Linked DNA regions of Homo sapiens: region 1 is linked to region 2. Evidence: read pairs that join two places in POLR2A ChIA-PET (ENCODE). Cell type or tissue: Panc1. All regions are shown on one strand.

The links. Peaks named below come from ENCODE experiments on the same cell type or tissue, not always from the same donor. Only the 100,000 strongest peaks of a DNase experiment are listed, where the experiment ranks them.
Region 1: POLR2A ChIA-PET joins it to region 2 with 7 read pairs; 2 of 35 experiments call an interaction of 5 or more read pairs at or near these places.

What each region holds. Positions count from the first base shown.
Region 1 is chr14:77,055,722-77,058,221 of GRCh38, forward strand. All of the region lies in intron 1 of LINC02288 (long intergenic non-protein coding RNA 2288), which reads left to right. Among named protein-coding and RNA genes, the nearest start is that of LINC02288, 16 kb to the left of the region's middle. In Panc1, no CTCF peak of the experiment used is centred here; no DNase peak of the experiment used is centred here; H3K27ac peaks cover 1,291 bases.
Region 2 is chr14:77,393,734-77,396,233 of GRCh38, forward strand. It overlaps NOXRED1 (NADP dependent oxidoreductase domain containing 1), which reads right to left. Exons shown (of 6, transcript NM_001113475.3): 6 at 288-1,072. The coding sequence ends at 898. Among named protein-coding and RNA genes, the nearest start is that of SAMD15, 18 kb to the left of the region's middle. In Panc1, no CTCF peak of the experiment used is centred here; no DNase peak of the experiment used is centred here.

The DNA of each region.
Region 1 (2,500 bases), 340 kb before region 2:
CCTGAGGTCAGGAGTTCAAGACCAGCCTGGCTAATATGGTGAAACCCCATCTCTACTAAAAATACAAAAATTAGCCAGATGTGGTGGCAGGGCCTCTAGTCCCAGCTTCTTGGGGCTGAGGTAGGAAAATCACTTGAACCTGGGAAGTGGAGGTTGCAGTGAGCCAAGATTGCGCCACTGCACTCTAGCCTGGAAGACAGAGCAAGACTCCATCTCAAAAAAAAATAAATAAATAAAAAATAAAAAAGGAAAAAGTAAATAAAAATTAGTGGCTTAAAACAGCAATTTATTATTTCTCATGATTTTGTGAGTCAGGAATTTGGGCAGGGCTTGGCTGGGTGGTTCTTCTGCTCCATGTGGTGTCAGCTGGGGTCACTCAGCTGCATTCAGCTGGCAGCTGGACTGGGAGGGAAGGGCCAAGAAGGCGTCACTTACAGGCCTGGCACCTCAGCGCTCCTCTGCATGGCCTCTCCACGTGGTCAGCATGGTGGTTTCAGGTCAACTGGATTAATTACATGGCAGCTGGGAATTATATTTCATCCAAGGGAATGAAAGCAGAAGCTGCCAGACTTAGGGACTAGCCCTGAAGTTGGGACAGTGTCACTTCCACCACTTCTACTGCCCCAAGCAAGACACCAGATCAGCCCAGATTCAATGGCAATGATGTTTTGCAGCCTGGCTGCTCCATCACAAGCACTCCTTGCTCTGGCTCCCTCTTCTCCCATCCTTTGCCCAATCCAATATAGCAATGGCAATGATGTTTTTATTTGTTTGTTTTGTTTTTTTGAGACAGAATCTTGCTTTATCACCTAGGCTGGAGTGCAGTGGCACGATCTTGGCTCACTGCAACATCCGCCTCCTGGGTTCAAGTGATTTTCCTGCCTCAGCCTCCCGAGTAGCTGGGATTACAGGTGCCCGCCACCACACCCAGCTAATTTTTATAGTTTTAGTAGAGATAGGATTTTACCATGTTGGCCAGGCTGGTCTCAAACTCTCCACCTCAGGTGATCCACCTCCCTCAGCCTCCCAAAGTGCTGGGATTACAGGCGTGAGCCACCATGCCCGGCCTTTATTTTTGTTTTTAATTTAATTTAATTTTTTGTGAGACAGGGTCTCACTCTGTTGCCCAGGCTGGAGCGCAGTGGCACGATGACAGCTCACTGCGGCTTCGATCTCCTGGGCTTACACAGTCCTCCTGCCTCAGCCCGAGTAGCTGAGACCACAGGTGTGCTCCATAGCACCAGGCTTATTTATGTATTTATTTATTTAGTAGAGATGGGGTCTCCCTATGTTGCCCAGGCTTTGTTGTTCTTTGACTTGCTTCTTTCACCTATCCATATATCCTGGCAGGGTCAGGAGCAGGGTGAGGCAAGCAGGATCCTCTGTGACCCAGAGAATGGCCCTCTTGCACTCTGTGCCCTTTCTCAGTACACGAAGGTCTGCCTCATTCTTGTTTTTTTTTTTTGGAGACAGAGTCTTGCTCTGTCACCCAGGCTGGAGTGCAGTGGCGCGATCTCTGCCCACTGCAATCTCCGCCTCCCGGGTTCACGCCATTCTTCTGCCTTAGCCTCCCCAGCAGCTGGGACTACAGGTGCATGCCACCACGCCCGGCTAATTTTTGTATTTTTAGTAGAGACGGGGTTTCACCGTGTTAGCCAGGATGGTCTTGATCTCCTGACCTCGTGATCCGCCCTCCTCGGCCTCCCAAAGTGCTGGGATTACAGGCATGAGCCACCGCGCCCGGCCAGCCTCATTCTTTTTAACTCTTGCATAGTATTCTATGGTAGAAATGGAACACCATTAACCATTTCCCTCTTGACGAACCTTTAGGTTGTTTTCAGTTTTTGGCTATTACTAAAATGCTGTCTTGAAATCCTTGTAGATGTCTTTTTGTGCATGTAGTAGTTATATAATTTTTACTTCAGTATATATGCATTTTATTTTTTATTATCTTTTATGGAGACAGGGTCTCACTTCCTTGCCCGGGCTGGAGTGCAGTGCTGTGATCATGGCTCACTGCATCCTCCTCCTTTTGGGCTCAAGTGATCCTCCCACCTCAGCCTCATGAGTAGCCGGGACCACAGGCATGTGCCACCATGTCTGGCTAATTTTTTGTAGAGATGGTGTTTCACTCTATTGCCCAGGCTGATCTCAAACTCCTGGACTCACGTGATCTGCCCACCTCAGCCTCCCAAAGTGTTGGGATTACAGGCATGAGCCACCATGCCTGGCCAATGATGTTTTTAAATGCTGCTAATAATAACGTACAAAATTCAGAAAATATAGATAAATAAAAATAGGAAACAAAAACCACCATATACCACGGCCTAGAGACAATCGGAGGTCCCTTCAATACCTACACTGGAGGAGGAAAGAAGCCCCCTCCCCCGGAGAATCTTCCACCCATTGCAGGGGTCTGCTGTGATTTGGGCTCTGTTCTGCTGACAAGGTGGAGCCTGTCATCTATCCCAGACAGAATTATTGCCTCAGATTACATGGT
Region 2 (2,500 bases):
ATGAACCTAATATTTTCCCAAATTGGACTAACAAAATTGTATCAGAAACCATTCTAACACCATACCATTGCATTTGCCTGGCTCACGATTATGTAAAAAAACAAAAGGTAAATGATTAACCTAAGACCATAGTGATTTACATATATAGTGAATGGTTTTGTTCAAAAGCCCTTTAGCATTTAGCAAACAGTAGTTATGTTCTATGACAGAGCATAGTGACATCCCTGTTGTTTTCAACTCTTATAACTGACAAAAAGTATTTGCAAAACATAAAGGAAATCAACAAATTTGCAGTATAGATCTATATTTTGCAAAATTAGTTTTAGCCATTAAATACCAGTTTTTTAAATGGTTTAAATGGGAACAGCTGTAAATAAGATAGTACCAGAACAGTCATATATAGTCAAAATAAGCATGATACAAGCCATAATTCAATTAAGATGGTTTACCATACCTTCACTTCTCTGTCCAAAATTGTGAGAAAATCAAACTGTATCTTTTTCCAGCTACCTACTGCTGGCAAATGGATTGAAACTTGATTTATTGGAAAAGAAGCTGCAGTATGTAATTGTCTAAAACTTATAACATTATAACTTCTTTAATTTTAGAAGAGAAATAATTTGTATTAACAAGACTTTTCTGCGGGAGCAGCTTACTTAAGTTAGGTTGTGTAGTTTCACTAGTTGCTTCTGAGAGCCAGATACATATTGATGGATAGGACCACTTGTTTTATTCTACATTTTAAAGAGTCATCAGTACAGTTTTATAATTCCTGATGTCTATCATGTGGCAAACACAATACAGCCACAAGACTCCCACAGTCAATTGTGATAATCAGGGCACAACTATTATAGGGAAAATCTGTGAGTGGGAAAAAATCCTGATTCCTGAGTTCTCTTATTGGGATGGAAAGCCTGTGGAAATGACTGGCTGTTCTTTGGTTAGGGAGATGCCAAATGAAGCACAGTATAGATGGGTAAGGTGGTCTTGGAGAACAGGACTACTTGAGAGATGCTGGCTAAACGGAGTTTCCTTGAGTTGCACAGCAGTCAGATCAAACCAGGGGAAAGGCCTGAGGTGAAAAAAATATTGTTACTTTTTTATGTCTGTTCAGTATATCTGATTTGGCTGTTAAACACATCTTTTAAAGAAAGTTTTCCTCATTACCTTTTCATAAACTAGAAACATTAATACCTTTTCATAAACTAGAAATTCAGCTAGAACTAGTCAATGTGTAGATTTAAGTGTACTTAATGGTGATTTCTCACACTTATGTACATTTCTCTAAGTGCATTTGGAGAGGAATTCATTGTTAAAGAATTATTATAATATTAACATTGACACCCTTTGCAGAAAATTTTTCTTTTTTTTCTTTCTTTTTTTTTTTTTTGAGATGGAGTCTTGCTCTGTCGCCCAGGCTGGAGTGCAGTGGCGCGATCTCGGCTCACTGCAAGCTCTACCTCCCAGGTTCATGCCATTCTCCTGCCTCAGCCTCCCGAGTAGCTGGGACTACAGGCGCCCGCCACTACGCCCAGCCAATTTTTTTGTATTTTTAGTAGATACGGGGTTTCACCGTGTTAGCCAGGATGGTCTCAATCTCCTGACCTTGTGATCTGCCCGTCTCGGCCTCCCAAAGTGCTGGGATTACAGGCGTGAGCCACTGCGCCCGGCTGCAGAATATTTTTCTCGAATTTAGAAAGAACATATATAAGATCGTGGACATTAAGCAAGGAAGAAGTCTAATTGCTTTTAAGATATCCTCTTTAGCTGTATAGATTAAAAAGTAGGCTGGGCACAGTGACTCATGCCTGTAATCCTAGCACTTTGGGAGGCCAAGGCAGCAGGATCACTTGAAGTCAGGAGTTTGAGACCAGCCTGGACAACATAATGAGACCTCATCTGTACAAATTAAAAAAAAAATTAGCTGGATGTGGAGGGACACACCTGTAGTCCCAGCTACTCAGGAGGCTGAGGTGGGAAATTGCTTGAGCCCAGCAGGTCGAGGCTGCAGTGAGCTATGATCACACCACTGCACTCTAGCCTGGGCTACAGAGTGAGACCCCCATCTCTAAAAAAACAGAGAGGAAAGTTAATATGCAAATGAATACCTAACGGGGCAACATTAAGTATTAGTCTATAGTGTAATTCAAGTTAAAAAGCCTTAAGACATAGGGTTTCAATATTTTTCAAAAGATCAGGAGAGACAGGCATGATGGTGCGCACCTGTAGTCCCAGCTACTCAGGAGGCTGAGAGAAGAGGATTGCTTGAGCCCAGGAGTTCAAGGCCAGCCTGGGCAACATAGTGAGACCCTGTCTGTTAAAAAAAAAATCAAGAGTAAGGCTAAGGCAAAGATACCTGCTCTCACCAGTCTTATACAGAATAGTACTAGAAGTTCTAGGCAATGCAATAAGGCAAGAAAAGGAAATTAGAAGGCATGGACATTGGAAAGGAAGAAATGAAACCGTCTCTATTTATACATGACATTATTATCTATGTAGA